Regions from separate parts of the Homo sapiens genome. Here all the other regions are linked to region 4. The links are chromatin contacts, found by Hi-C or POLR2A ChIA-PET in ENCODE. All regions are on one chromosome and are shown on one strand. Each heading gives the region's core, a stretch centred on a gene start or an enhancer-like site at or near the end of the contact. The rest is flanking DNA. Distances are from core to core; before and after follow the strand shown.

What was found. A loop is a pair of places that touch in the nucleus more often than their neighbours do. ChIA-PET counts read pairs that join two places held with the same protein, here RNA polymerase II (POLR2A). Pooled maps may share reads with other maps.
Region 1: a pooled map shows a loop between it and region 4 (2.7-fold over the local background). The contact joins the promoter of MYL9 here to the promoter of AAR2 in region 4. A Hi-C loop is called at or near these places in 4 of 50 pooled maps.
Region 2: a map of gastrocnemius medialis shows a loop between it and region 4 (22-fold over the local background). The contact joins the promoter of RAB5IF here to the promoter of AAR2 in region 4. A Hi-C loop is called at or near these places in 2 of 168 maps with a recorded cell type or tissue (ascending aorta and gastrocnemius medialis), 5 of 37 single-sample maps with no recorded cell type and 22 of 50 pooled maps. POLR2A ChIA-PET finds 5 or more read pairs at or near these places in 6 of 52 experiments (GM12878, MCF 10A, RWPE1 and 3 more).
Region 3: a loop to region 4 is called in a map of CD4-positive, alpha-beta memory T cell, with 7 times the contacts of the local background. The contact joins the enhancer-like site here to the promoter of AAR2 in region 4. A Hi-C loop is called at or near these places in 1 of 168 maps with a recorded cell type or tissue (CD4-positive, alpha-beta memory T cell) and 6 of 50 pooled maps. POLR2A ChIA-PET finds 5 or more read pairs at or near these places in 3 of 52 experiments (GM12878, H1 and activated B cell).
Region 5: a loop to region 4 is called in a map of CD8-positive, alpha-beta T cell, with 3 times the contacts of the local background. The contact joins the promoter of NDRG3 here to the promoter of AAR2 in region 4. A Hi-C loop is called at or near these places in 1 of 168 maps with a recorded cell type or tissue (CD8-positive, alpha-beta T cell), 1 of 37 single-sample maps with no recorded cell type and 8 of 50 pooled maps. POLR2A ChIA-PET finds 5 or more read pairs at or near these places in 3 of 52 experiments (B cell, OCI-LY7 and PC-9).

What each region holds. Positions count from the first base shown.
Region 1 is chr20:36,540,251-36,542,990 of GRCh38, forward strand. It overlaps MYL9 (myosin light chain 9), which reads left to right and starts at 1,269. Exons shown (of 4, transcript NM_006097.5): 1 at 1,269-1,311. All of the region lies in intron 2 of DLGAP4-AS1 (DLGAP4 antisense RNA 1), which reads right to left. RefSeq lists a silencer at 1,090-1,289 and enhancers at 2,070-2,723, 2,724-2,740.
Region 2 is chr20:36,604,334-36,607,033 of GRCh38, forward strand. RAB5IF (RAB5 interacting factor) reads left to right here and starts at 1,446. Exons shown (of 4, transcript NM_018840.5): 1 at 1,446-1,732. The coding sequence starts at 1,619. All of the region lies in intron 2 of TGIF2-RAB5IF (TGIF2-RAB5IF readthrough), which reads left to right. RefSeq lists enhancers at 320-369, 1,100-1,239, 2,591-2,700 and silencers at 361-760, 1,440-1,749.
Region 3 is chr20:36,491,889-36,494,588 of GRCh38, forward strand. The region is part of intron 7 of DLGAP4 (DLG associated protein 4); the gene reads left to right. Among named protein-coding and RNA genes, the nearest start is that of MYL9, 48 kb to the right of the region's middle. Within about 2 kb of position 1,288, at least 24 of the 41 ENCODE cell types and tissues checked have a DNase peak (open chromatin) inside an H3K27ac peak, as active enhancers do.
Region 4 is chr20:36,235,219-36,237,966 of GRCh38, forward strand. AAR2 (AAR2 splicing factor) reads left to right here and starts at 1,260. Exons shown (of 4, transcript NM_001271874.2): 1 at 1,260-1,285. It overlaps LOC105372602 (a long non-coding RNA gene), which reads right to left and starts at 1,248. Exons shown (of 3, transcript XR_936695.2): 1 at 1,140-1,248.
Region 5 is chr20:36,744,614-36,747,498 of GRCh38, forward strand. NDRG3 (NDRG family member 3) reads right to left here and starts at 1,477. Exons shown (of 16, transcript NM_032013.4): 1 at 1,432-1,477. RefSeq lists enhancers at 940-1,906, 1,631-1,730 and silencers at 1,101-1,290, 1,321-1,520.

The DNA of each region.
Region 1 (2,740 bases), core at 19-2,518, 310 kb after region 4:
ATATAATAAAACCCAATGGTAACAAATGGAGAATCTAGATGAAGCTATACAGGGTTCTTTGCACAGTTCTTCTAACTTTATCCTAAGTCTGAAATCATTTCAAAATAAAGTTTTTAAAAATTAATCTGTCCAAAATAGAGTTTCTTATCCCCAAACTGCTCCACACAGCAAACCCATCATAGAAAATGGCAGCTCTTTCTCGTTGCTCACATCAAAACTCTGAGAGTCCACCCTAACTCTTTTCTTTCACACCCATTCCCATGCCCCAGCAGATCCTACCGGCTGCACCTCGGAAATAGTTTTAGCACTTGTCCCTCGGCCTCCCCGCTAGTCCGGATCAGCCTGATCCTTGCTGGGTCGCTCCTCACAGGTCCCCTGCTCGTGGACTCGGCCCCCTCTGCGCTATTTTCAACACATCACCCAGAAGGATTCCGTCAAAACCCAAGCCAGGTCGTCACCCCCTGCTCGGAACCCTCCGACACCCCACATGGCCTACAGGGAGCCACAGAGGGGTCCCTGCTGCTTCTCAGCCCCTCCGGCTCCCGCCCCCATCCTCCTGACCTCCTGCTGCCGGCGACCCCAAGCCCGGGAGCCCTCACGGCGGGGCGCACCCCTGCACCTCCTGTCTGCCCAATGTCACTGCCCAGAGCACCCTGCGGAACAGCCCACGCTCCCCCCAGGTCCCCTTCTCCTTTGAGGCCCCAGGCCGCGGAGCTACTTGTTCATCGTGTTTCCCTCCACGAAACCAGTGCTTCCCGAGTGGTTCCTTCAACCCCGCTCTGGCGGGCGACCGCTGATGTGGACAGAGCGAGTCACCGGGCGTAGGGGTCCCTGGGAGCCCCCCCACCCACCGCCTCTGCCCTCCCCACGTCGAGAGCCGTTGCCCGTCAGGGGAAGCTGCACTCCCACGGCCCATACAAGTGGGAGGCCTCTGGGGAAGCGGCCCTGGACATTCCGTTTGCCTCTCTGGAGGGGAAGGGGTGGCCCAGAGCGAACCCCCACACCCCCTCTCCCATTGCCTGCTCACCCCATCACCTCCCCTCCCTACAAGGCCCTCTGTGCAGCCCGGGCTGGCACAGCAAGGAAGGGGGGCTCACCCCAGAGCGCCCCCGCCTGCCAGCCCGTGGGTCGAGGCCAAATAAGGCCGGACGGCAGCCGAGGGCCCCCGCACCCCGCCCGCGGCCCCGCCCCGCGCACATTCTTCTGCCTTGTAAGGCCCGGCCGCCACGCCCCGCCCCCGCCTGGAGTCCAGACCCGACGGCCGGCCCAGTTCCACGCACCCAGCGAGCCCAAGCGCCTTCTCCGCACCAGGTGGGATCCGGGGCCCCGGGGGTCTTGAGGACAGGCCTAACGGCCCAGGGCTGGAGATGAGAGGTGGCCCGGGCCCGACCCGGCTGTCACGGGGGGCAAAGGCGGGCCCCACGGACTGGGACGTGGTAGGGTCTGTTGGGCACGGACTGAGGGGTGAGCTGGGGCAGCGAGTTTGCTGGGGGCCGACAGGGACTCTGGCCAGGGGCCGGGCAGCAGGAAGGCTGTTCTGGCCTCTGAGAAGCAGTGGTCCTGCGGCAAGGGAAGGCCATCGTCCAGGCCCTGCCCCTTTGCTGAGGAGCTGGAGATGCCAAGCCCAGAGCTCCGGGGGGGGCTGGGGAGCCCGGGTACAAGGGTGCTGGGGAGAGGGTTGCAGTCGTCAGTTCCCCCTGGCCCAGTAAAGGCATGTGTGTCACAGATGGAGAAACAGCCCTGTGGGACTCCACGCCCCCACAGCATCTGTGTCCCCTCCCCATCTCCCATCCCTACACCCTGGGCCAGGGGAAAGGGACCGAGACCAGGGGGCCCTTCCGACACAGCCAGTGCTGTATGCAGGGACCCGGGCCTTCCCCTCTCTGGGTCATCTCGCCTGTGGGTGGGGAAGGTCTGCGGAGGGCCCTGATGGACTCACCCCTAGGGGGCAGGACGAGGACTAGTGGCTGGGAGAACCTGATCCCTGCTCTTCCCAGCCCTCCAGCTGCTCTAAGGAGGAGACTCAGATGAGGTGCACTGAGAAGGAGGCATCTGGCCTGCCCAGCTCCAGGGGCTGGAGGTCATGGGGGCACTGCCCTGTGCTGGCTTCAGCCCAGCCTTTTCTGTTATGGTGGGAATCTGGACACCAGGATGGGGGACATGGCATCCAGTCACATCCAGGCCAAGTATCAGTGCTGACCCCTGGTGTCTAGGGCACCTGAAGGGGGAAGCGATGGCCTCAGAACTAAAGGCCCCACCCATGCCTGCCCCTCGCCCCTCCACCAGTTCTAGAAGGCGCCTCTGGATACACAGAGCCCTTTCCCACTCCACTGCCACAGGCCCGCCTGAGGACTGGGGCTCCCTGTTTTGTTCAAGCCTCGAGGGCACCAGCAGCCAAGTTTGCTCTCCACTGACCCAAACCTAGCCCAGGAATCCTGTCTTCCAGGTGGCCCCTCCCCCTCTCATGGGCACTCCACTCCCCTTCTGGGGCCTCTTTTCCTAGCTGCACCATGGGGGCACCCCTGCCTCCGCTCACCACTTCCCACAATTGCTGGGGTGGACATGGCGGCCTTGTGCAAGCCCTTAAGTACAGTGCTCCCAGCCACACCACAGCAGAGAGTGCAGACCGGGTGGCCATGAAGGCAGAGGGGCCCAGCTGGGCTCAGACCCAGCTGTGGGTGGCCTGGCCATGCCTGCCCTAGAGCTTCATAGAGTGTGGTGGGGACAGTGATGGCCATCA
Region 2 (2,700 bases), core at 196-2,695, 370 kb after region 4:
GGCCAGGCTGGTCTCGAACTCCTGACCTCAAGTGATCCACCGACCTCGGCCTTCCAAAGTGCTGGGATTATGGGAGTGAGCCACTGCGCCTGGCCTCCCTAGGGAGGTTCTATTACTCCTGAAAAGTGAAGAATTACAGGTGAATGTTGATAGGTATGCAAAAGATACTCTGACCTGTTTAAAAAAAAAAAAGATACTCTCAGCTTTAAAGTTTAACGGTTAAGAGCACAGATTCTGGAGTCAGACACACCCAGGTACCAGATACATTACTTGTCTTTATAAATCCACTGTCCAGAGGCCGGGTGAGGTGGCTCACGCCTGTAATCCTAGCACTTTGGGAGGCCAAGATGGGCGGATTGCCTGAGCTCAGGAGTTCGAGACCAGCCTGGGCAACATAGTGAAACCCCCGTCTCTACTAAAATACAAAAAAAACTAGTGGAGCGTGGTAGTGGGCGCCTGTGATCCCAGCTACGTGGGAGGCTGAGGCACGAGAATCGCTTGAACCCGGGAGGTGGAGGTTGCAGTGAGCAGAGACCGTGCCGTCTCAAAAAAAAAAAAAAAAAAAAATCCACTGTCCAGAAGGGATGTGCCTTGGTCTCTGGACTTACCAGCACAGTGAGCCTGGCACCACCTGGAGGGCCACCGGAAGGAGCCCCATCCCCAGGGGTTCTGAGTCAGTAGGCGTGGAATGGGGGCCGAGAACCTGCGCCTCTACCCAGTTCCCAGGCGATACGGCCGCTGCTGATCCGGAAGCTCACTTTGTGAACCACTGACGCAGCACATGGTGAGGACGCTGTATGTGAACACTCAGATATCCTGATACCTAACCCAATCCTTGTATTTGCCGCCCAGGAGTCCCCGGTTGGGTCCACCTTGCTATACGGCCTCAGAATCTCATTTCCTCTTTTGGGGTCTCAGGGCTCTCGTGTGCCAAAAGAGGGTGCTGGGCAAGATGAAATGGTTAGTTATTACAGAAGAGTTAACATCTTCAACAAGGCCCTACAGAACTTGCAGGGTTAGGGGAGAAAATAAGCGGGCTAAATCCTGTGGGGCAGCTTGGAGCTACCCTGGAGCAAGGTCTGGGCTCAGCAGGCGAGTAGGTCGCAAGGAAAGGTAGAGCCGCTCCTGCCCCACTCGCTGCTCGAGGGGCAGCTGTGGCCGACTGGGCGACGCTGACGTCCAGCCTCGGTTTTCCCCTACCTCCTCGGTCTCCACAGCGCCTCCTGGCGCCCATGTCACCGTTCTACCAAGATTGTCCCTCCCCTCACACCTTACCGCGAGCCCGGCGGATGCTGACGTCATTTCCGCCACGAGTAGCGCGCTTGCGCCAAGGCGCCGGTCGCTGTTTCACTCGGATGGCTTCGCGGTCGCCGATTGGCTGCGTGAGCACGTCGGCGGGAGGGCGCGCGACACTGCACCGCCCCTCCCTTCGCGGCGCCTGCTCTGTAGAGCCGGCGGAACCGGGTAGCTTGGCCAGGTTGTGAGGAACCGCAGCGCGCCGCAGGACCGGGCCGCTGAGCCTGCAGCCGCCCCGCGCCGTGACCTGCGACCCTAGACCCCGACTCCCTTTGGCTCAGCCCGCGCGCCCCAGGCCCGGCCCGGGCGGCGCGACGGGAGGATGAGCGGCGGGCGGCGGAAGGAGGAGCCGCCTCAGCCGCAGCTGGCCAACGGGGCCCTCAAAGTCTCCGTCTGGAGTAAGGTGCTGCGGAGCGACGCGGCCTGGGAGGATAAGGTACGGTGGAGTCTGAACAGGGCGCGGGTGCGAGGAGTCGGCTGGGACTCGGGGAACGGAAGACTGGCGCGGGCCTGCCCTCGTCCTCGTTCCGGCACAATCGAGTAGGGCAGTGGGGCGGGTGGCCCAAGGGTGTCAGAGCAAACTTGGCGGGCACTGGGCGGACAGCTGGGCTTGGAGCTCCCCGAAGGGTGGCCTAAGGATGAAGCCCCCTAGTTATGCGGAATTGGCGAGGAGCGGGGAGAGGCGTTGTCATTCGCGGGCAGGGTTTGTGCCTGAACTGGGAAAGGGAGCTGAATTCGATTCGGCCTCCGCCTTTTATGTGCAGTAGGGTTTTGAGTAGGTTACTTGTTTCTTTCGAATTAAGTAGCACAAACATTAACAGTAACAGACTTCTGCTGAGAATGCTTTCTACGTGCCAGGTGCTCTGCAAGCGGAATCTCGTTTAACTCAGAATAACTCTGAAGTGGGGTACTGTGGTACATTAAAGCCTTTTGCACATAGTGAGGCTCGCTAATCTTGAGCTGCTGTTGCTTGTTGAATGTAAAGGACCGAATACTTTGATAAGCATGAGTCAAGAGGGGAGACTGAGACCACCCGCTGGGTGAGTGTGAGGTGTGGGGGTGGAGAAACGCCACCAGATATGTGCGAGAATTGGTTGGGACTTCAGAACGTTCTTACTCGTCCCATTCGGAGGATGCTTCGTAACTCTGCTCCATGATCTGGAAGGGGCCATCACAAACAGCTTGATTCCAGGTAGCTTGAAAAGCGTATTATATTTGCAGTCATTTCTTGGTTTTCTGGGCTGCCGAAGTGGATTTTCCTTCCTGAAGTTCCTGTAAAGGGGGATGGGAGGCACTTCCTGAAGGTGCCCTTGTTCTGCCCCCAGCCCTGCCCAGCTCTTGCAAAACCTGCAGTCTCTAATCTGCTGTGTCATTTCTTTCTTTTCTTGTATAAGGACTGGTTTC
Region 3 (2,700 bases), core at 38-2,537, 260 kb after region 4:
ATGTGGCATGATTTGTCAGGACAGAGTTCCCTCAATTGCCCCAGGCCTGTAGCTGTCAGTTGACTCCTCCAAGCCCGTGGACTGATGTGGTCAGTGCTCTGATGGAGATTCCCAGGTGGAAGAAGAGACGGCAGTCGGGAGGCTCTCAGAGGAAGAAATTCTGAAACTTGTGGGTAGCTGAGGGAAGCCTTCCAGGCAGAAGAACAGTATGTGTGAAGGCCCCAGCGGGGGAGGAAGTGGCCGGGGTGAGGTATTGGAAGAGGTGGGGGTGAGGTATTTCCTCACTATATTTCCTGCATTCACACATTTGAAATGAGAGCTCTCCTGTACAAGGTTAGGTCCCATCTCCCTGCTTCAGGGAGGCAATACTCAGAGCTGAGGGGTGCCTGTCCCCCAGGGAGCCCCTGAAGCCCCAAAATCTTGTATGCTAGACAACACCACTTATCTGGCTGTGGCCTGTGTGTGCCTCAGGAGACAGAGGATCCAAGATCAGCTCACTTTCCTCTTACCGAATCAGGCCTGGACTTGCTTTCTGGCTGGGTTACTTTCCCTCTGATGACTGGCTGCCTAGGCCAGGGCTCAGGGCGTCTGAGGGTGCTTAGTAGAACTCTGGGCCCAGCAGCTCTGAGAGAGAGGCTGGAGGGTCAGTCCTTTGTCCAGACCCTGACTGTGGGCAGTCCTGTTGTCTTCCATTGGGAAGAAGGTGTGCCTCTTCCCACCAGAACCTCGTGAATGCTGCATGCACACTCTTCATGGACAGTGTCATCCCTACCCCACAGATGGGAACAAGGACTCTGGTGTCACACAGCCTAAGCTAGGCTTAGTGCCCAGTTCTTGCTCCCCCATACTAACTGCTACCCTCCTAAGGGAGATATACTCCCTTAAACATTTTGAGCAAATTGAGGTTGGCTTCCGTTTTCTGATCTAGGGCAAAAAACCCCATTTGTTTGGGACTTTAGGTCAAACAAATCCATTCCTTTCCTGAAATCCTCAGTGAGTTAGTCCTGTCTCTGCTGGTGGCCATAGATTTCAAGAGTTGCTCTAAACAAACGTCCAGGTCTTGGTGGAAACTGTCCCTGGGCCAGTCAGAGAACCAGCCCAGACTCCCTGCCAGTGGCTGGGGAGTGGTAGAAATTTGGCTCGCCCCCCCATCCCCACCCTACCCACAGGCCCAGTTGTGTCTGTACCAGAAATGAGGAGTGATGCCAAGCCTAGGCCTGGCCCAGCCTTAGCTTCTGCAATGCAACCTATGTAATCACACCCATTTTACAAGGAGGAAACTGGGGCCATACAACAGGTCAGTGACAAGAGCTGGGACCTGAACTCAGGCTAGTCTGGTTCCACACTGCCCCCTGGCTTCTGGACCCTTACCACCAAAATGACTCTGAAACTAGAGAATTTCAGGATTTCAGACATCAGTGGAGAGGGCATTCGCAGAGGGGATCTTCCCTGCAGTCACAGTGATGGGAGGCTCCACACCCATCCTTGAGGGAGAAGATGAATGGGGCAGTGCTTTGAGTTTGTCAGGGGCTGTGTGAATGCAGTATGCTGTGACCCAGTGAGAATCCCTCCCGCCCTTCCGGAACAGAGGAGAGTTCTGAGAAGCCCAGAGGGCAAGCAGGAGCCTGGAAGCCAGGCCTCTGCCTCCGTCGAGGCCCTTTCTACTCCCACAGTCAGATTTTGGTTTGTTGTGCCCCTGCAGACTGGTCCCAGGGCCCAGCAGGATGCTGTAGGGATGTGGTGATGAGTGAAGGCCCCAAACACCGGCAGCCCAGCCCAGCCCAGCCCAGCGAGGAGGGGCCCAAGGCCTGGAGAGCAGAGTGAGGTGGCTGTGCCGTGGAGCAGATGCGGCTGCTGCTTACTCCTGCAACTTTGAGCAAGTTGTATAACCTTCCTGAGCTTCACGTGCCCCACCTGCAAAGTGGGCATAGTCACGATCTCCACCTCACAGGCTCTGAGGCTTACGTTAGAAAGCCGCAAAGCTGCTGAGCACAGCTTAGTAAATGACCCAGCTTTTGGCCCGCAGCCTGTGCCTTGTGGCCAGCTGAACGCAGTTGCTCCTCTTCGCTGAGCAGGCGTGTCCCTCCTCTCTCAGGATGATGTGTTGGAGAGCCATTCTTCTTTTGACCTGAGCCCTGCCTCCTGCCTCCCTGCTGCCTTTCTTCTGGCCCAGAGAGGTAGCTGTCCTTCTGCCTGTACACTGCTCTTAGGTTGGTAACCAGAGATGCAGGTGTCTGTCTGGGGGATCTCTGAGTTTTCTCAAGGCCTGAGCAGGACTGGGACATTTCAAACAGACGAGTAGGAAGTGAGTGCTCCTGGCTTGGAACTCAGAGCACTTTGTGGCCTCTGGACTAGGCTGGGCACAAGGCACAGCATCCAGTTCCCTGGGCTTAACATCGTGGCATGTGTTACTTTCAAAGAACTCACTGCAGAGCTGTTTCTCTGCTGATGAGGGCTCCTGGCTTTTCTGGAATCCACTAGAAGGCCTTGGTTTCATAGATGTCTATTGGATGAACAGATGGATTATTTTAAATTAAATTTTATTTTTAGATAATTGTAGATTCACATGCAGTTGTAAAAAATAATACAAAGGGATTCTTCATACCCCTTACTCGATTTCCCTCAATAGTAAGACCTTGCAAAACTAATACATTCTCACATCCAGAATATCGACAGATACAATCCACCCATCTTATTCAG
Region 4 (2,748 bases), core at 10-2,509:
GCACAAGAGATAAGAACAGACAGCCCTTGGTTTGCATTCTAGCTCTGCCATTCTCTGGCTGTGTAACATCTCTTTGAACCTCAGTTTTCTCTTCTGCAAATTGGGAATACACATACCTTACAAGGGTTAGTGCAAGGATTATAAATACCCAAGTGGGCCGGGCACGGTGGCTCATGCCTGTAATCCCAGCACTTTGAGAGGCCAAGGTGGGCAGATCACCTGAGGTCAGGAGTTCGAAACCAGCCTGGCCAACAAGATGAAACCCCGTCTCTACTAAAAATACAAAAATTAGCCAGGCACGGTGGTGGGCGCCTGTAATCCCAGCTACTTGGGAGGCTGAGGCAGGAGAATGGCTTGAACCCAGGAGGTGGAGGTTGCAGTGAGCCGAGATAGCGCCATTGCACTCCAGCCTGGGTGACAGAGTGAGATTGCGTCTCAAAAAAAGAAATACCCAAGTGGCCTGCCCTAAAATCACATAAGCCAATTCTTGGCAATAAATCACTTAATATAGATCTCCTACTGGCTCTGTATCTTTGGTGGAACCCTGATTAATAGTGCAGGGTTAGACCCACAAATAGTTATTTATTAATACCAAATTATCATCATTATTAATTAAATGCATAATATATGTACTCAGCTGAGCTTTTGTGCCTGGCTTTGTGCTCGGTTCCAGGGAAACAGTGAGGAACAAGACAGGCAGATTCCTTCCCTAGTGCGTTGATAGCCTGACTGAGATGTTAGGACTTGGCCTGCAGGAAGGACACGGGGTGATAATGGCCAGAGGGACTGAGGTGGCGACCGCTGCTGCTGCAGCAGCGGAGGCTGACGCTGGTTCTCTCTGGGCTGGTGGCTGGGTTTCTGAGGCTCTCCCCGAGGGCTGAGTGTGACTGGAAGCTGAGACACTGTGACCGGGATAGAGACTGGCTGACAAAGACAGTGACCGAGCGCCTGACTGGCTACTTCTGAATAGTAGCCACTGGTACAAGCCTTGGCTGTGCTTTAGTGACCATGACTGCTTGAGCCCAAAGTAAGATGGCTGGTGGCTGTGTTTCTGGACGGGGATATAAAATGCATAGGTTAATGAAAGTTGTTCACAATTCAGAAGCTAAAACGAGAAACTAAGAATAACAAAAGGCAACCTTGCATCCGGCGGAACCTGCAGGCACGGGCCATTCTTCCCGCGACCCAGGGCTCTGCCGGACCGCTTCCCCCGTCGCTCCAGTCAGACGCCAAAGCTGGAGAACTTCCGGTGCGTTTCCGCTGTACCGGAACGTGGGGCGAGGCGGTGAGTGTGGCCTCCTGGCCTCTTTTTCCTTTCCTGATTCCTTGTGTATGTGTGGCTGGGCCGCCCCTCTTCTCGGCTCAGAGTCACGGAGTGCCTTGAACTAGGCCCACCTCGCCGGGGCGGCTGGTTCTCTGTTTGTGGGACGCTGGTGTCTCTGGAGGCCCTTCCTGAGAAGCCGTCGCCAGAGTTACGTCGCGGTTTTCTTAACTTTAGAGCCTGGGGGCCGGAGACCCTGATTGCACTCGACCTGGCTCTGCCCTACTCTCTGCGTGACTTCCAGTAAGGTCTTTCCCCGAACTGAGGCTTTGTTTCTCGTTTACAAAATGGATATCATACTTGTATTAAATAAATGTTTACTAAGCGTTGAATCTGTGCTAGGGATACAGCAGGACTCAAGTCTCGTGGCGATGACAGCCTTCAATCAAACATCCAAAACTGCAGTTGTGATCATTGAGACGGAAAGGTACAAGGCACCCCAGATTATATCACAGGAGACCTGACCTAGCCCCAGGGCAAGGAACCTTTACTGAGGAGGTGAATATTGAGCTGAGATCAGAAAAAAGGATTTGACAAAGTGGGGAGGGAAGAGTTTTCTATATGGAGACAGCCTCCAATTTCAGGTTCTGAAAGAGGCCGTTGTGGCTGGAACAGAGAGCTTGTGGGGGACCATTGTGTGACACAAGCTAAAGGGGTTGCCAGGAGTCAGACCGTGCAGGCTTTGTAGGTAATAGGAAGAATTCTGGTTTTTCAAGAACCATATGGGAAACCACTCAGAAGCTGACATGGGTGGTGTTGTGATTAGATTGGCATTTTGAAAAGGTTACTGCTGTTGAATGGAGAATGGGTTGAGGAGCAAGCACTCTGAGTGAGGGACGATGGTAGCTTGGATTAGGGAGGTGGTGGAGAGAAGTGGATGGATGTGACTTTAGGTGTTCCAGGACTGTGAGGAACTCACAGAGCTGTCAGTGACAGGGGCTGGTAGACTGCAGAGTTCTATGCATATTTAATAAACGTTTTCCTAGCATCTCCTCTGTGCTAGGCCCTGTGCCAGCTGCTGGAGATATAGTGAATAGAATTACAGACTGGTGGAATTAGCATGAAAGAAACGTCATTATCAAGGAGGAGCACACAGATGTCACAAGGGAAAATGGCTAATTGATGAGCTGTTATTGTAAATGGAATATCTGTTCATTCAGCAAATATTAAATACTTTCTGAATTCAGGATTACAAATAGGAAGATGATACGTATTATTATTATTATTATTATTATTATTATTATTATTATTATTATTATTTTGAGACGGAATTCGCTCAGACCCCCAGGCTGGAGTGCAGTGGTGTGATCTCAGCTCACTGCAACCTCTGCCTCCCAGGTTCAAGCAATTCTTCTGCCTCAGCTTCTCAAGTAGCTGGGACTACTGGCGCACACCACCATGCGCGGCTAATTTTTTTTGTATTTTTA
Region 5 (2,885 bases), core at 227-2,726, 510 kb after region 4:
GATTTGCTAAGGGAGAAAAACGACAGTTTGAGCTAGTTATTTTGGGGGAGAAACATTCACATATTTTTATAGCTGTTCATTTGGAACTTTAAATCATGGGAGGCTTCTTAAATTCAGCACCACTCTATCAATGTTCTCTTTCTCTTCTTGCTTTATCTTAAATACTGAAATGTTCAAGCCCAACCTTGGGGCAAAGGCAGAAAGCCTCGGACAGAAAGCCCCGGAATGAGGTGAGTGCTAGCCAAATCTGCTCTGTCACCTCCAAGTCCAGCCCGCCCAGCTAGCCCAGTCAGCCCAGTCCTGCTCTCTTGGCAGGAAAGGAAGGCTAATAATATCCCCTGAGGGCCAGGGTAAGGGGGGGGGGGGGCGCGGCGGGGGTGATCTGGATGCCAGCAGGCAAGGATCACTCTTGTTCTGTCAGTAAGCCACCAAAGGAAAGCTTCCCTGCTTCCTAATCCACGGGGCTCCTAGTCTACCTGTGATAGGGAGGCCAGCTCTGCAGGAAGAAAAAAAGGGCTTCATGACAAGGAAGGGGGAAGCATTTGGATTGGGAAGTGCAGAGGTGGTTATGCGAGGTTATCTTAATAAAATGCTTAGCAAGATCCCTGGCACACAGCGAGCGGTGGAAGAACGTTAGCTCTTATATTAATAACACTATTATTATTACAGTAACACCTCAATTGTACTCCGACAACAAGAAAATCTTTTTTGTGCAGCCTACTTTTACGACGTTCGAGAGCAACTTCAGAGATGACAAGTGATTTCAAAATTTTTTCAAAGGTACGAGATCAAATTCCAACCGCACTGGCCTGAGAGCCCGAGACCCTGAGTTGAGAGCTGACCCTGCCACTTGTCAGCTGCGTGACCTTGGGCATGGCACTTCACCTTTCCGTGCCTCAGTTTCCTCGGCTGTTAAGTGGGGCTAAGAAGCCTCTCCCCGGTAGGGTAGTCGTAGGGTCCCGTTAGAGGATGCCCTCTGCTGCTCTGGGGCCGGACGGGTGCAAGGGCTGCTCACGGCCCCTCTTCCAAGCATCTGGGCTCTTGGAGCGGGCGAGGTAGATGGATGAGCAACCCCAAGGCCCACCAAGCTCTGCCGCCTGCAGAGCCAGAGCGAGAGAAGGGTTCGCGCCTGCGGGGGGCGTCCCTGTGACCCAGGGTGTTGAGCCCGGAGGGAGGCTCTCTTGCTACCCACACGCTGTCGCCGGCGGGCTGGGCGCGGGGAGCGGCCGAGGAAAGCCGGGCTGACCTGGGTCCGGCGGGCGGGCGGGGCGGGGCAGAGGGCCCCGGGGGCACGGGGGAGGCAAGCAGCACGGGCCACCAGGGCCTCGCCGTGCCGCGGAGATGATGCGGGGAAGGAGCAGGGCAAAGGAGCGACGCCCCCGAATGCGGCGCCGCGCGCCCCCCGCGGGCCGGGCGGAGGCGCTCACTCACCTGAGGCGCGGGCACCCGCCGTCAGTGCAGCAGCAGCGGCGGCGGCGGCGGCGGCGGCGGCGGCGGCGGCGGCGGCGAGAGGGGCGGGGGAGGTGCTGCGGTCCGCGCAGGCGCGCCGAGGACGCCAGGGCGGCGCATGAGTGCTGTGCCCGTCCACCTCGGGAACTACCGAGAAGATGGTGGCTGAGCCAGGAGAGGCCGGCGGCGCCATCTTTGATGTAGTTTTTCTTGCTGCGGAGTTTCCTCAGAGAAGAATCTCAGATTTTGGAGGCGCTGGGCGGCAGGGCCATTGAGCTCTGCGTCTGGAGCGCTTCCCTCAGTTCCCTGAGTCGCATCCTTATGAAGCCCCTAAGAGCTCTTGCAGGGTATGGCATCCTCCTTTTAAGGTGACCTAGAGCCATACCCAAGGTCACAGGGCGCCTAGCACAGTGCTCGGCACGTGGAAAGAGCTTAGTAAATTTTTGGTGAATGAACATAGTAATTTAAGAACTAGAGTCCAAGACTCAGGGCTCCGAATTACCAGTCCTCCATTGTATCACCCCTATTACAACCGTCAGCCAAATCATCTACTTTCTTGAATGCAACATTAGAGATGGAATTTTTTTTCCCAGAATGATTGCAGATATTAAACTTAATGACCCAACAATTTAACACCAAAATGTACAGGACACACTCTTCCTCTATTTATTATCTATTATTTCTTTACCATTAAGTACCACTGACTAAAAGTTTTTTTGTTTTGTTTTGTTTTGTTTTTTGAGACGGAGTCTCACTCTGTCGCCAGGCTGGAGTGCACTAGCGCGATCTCGGCTCACTGCAACCTCTGCCTCCTGGGTTCAAGCGATTCTCCTGCCTCAGCCTCCCGAGTAGCTGGCACTGTAGGCGTGTGCCACCGGGCCTGGCTAATTTTTCTATTATTAGTAGAGACGGGTTTTCACCGTGTTGGCCAGGATGGTCTCGATCTCTTGACCTCGTCATCTGCCCGCCTCGGCCTCCCAAAGTGCTGGGATTACAGGTGTGTGAGCCACCACGCCCTTTTAACCCGAGCCAGTGTCGCCATCTCGGCTCAGGTTCCCAAGTCCCTCAGCCTCCCAAGTAGCTGGGACTAGAGGCGGGCGCCACCATGCCTGGGTAATTTTTGTATTTTTTTTTTTTTAGTAGAGATGGGGTTTCACCATGTTGGCCAAGCTGGTCTCAAACTCCTGACCTCAAGCAATCCGCCTGCTTCTGCGTCCCAAAGTGCTGGGATTACAGGTGTGAGCCACCACGCCCGGCCACTAAAAGCATATTCTTTTAATTAAGGCAAACTGAACAAATGAATATTACCAAACATCTCAGAGGGCAGCAATAATATTGTTATTCATCAAGCACAATTCTTGAACTGAATTTAGTTGGAAGGAAAACTAACATTAATTGAGCACAGCCATTTATTTTATGGTTTATGTTCGTTAACA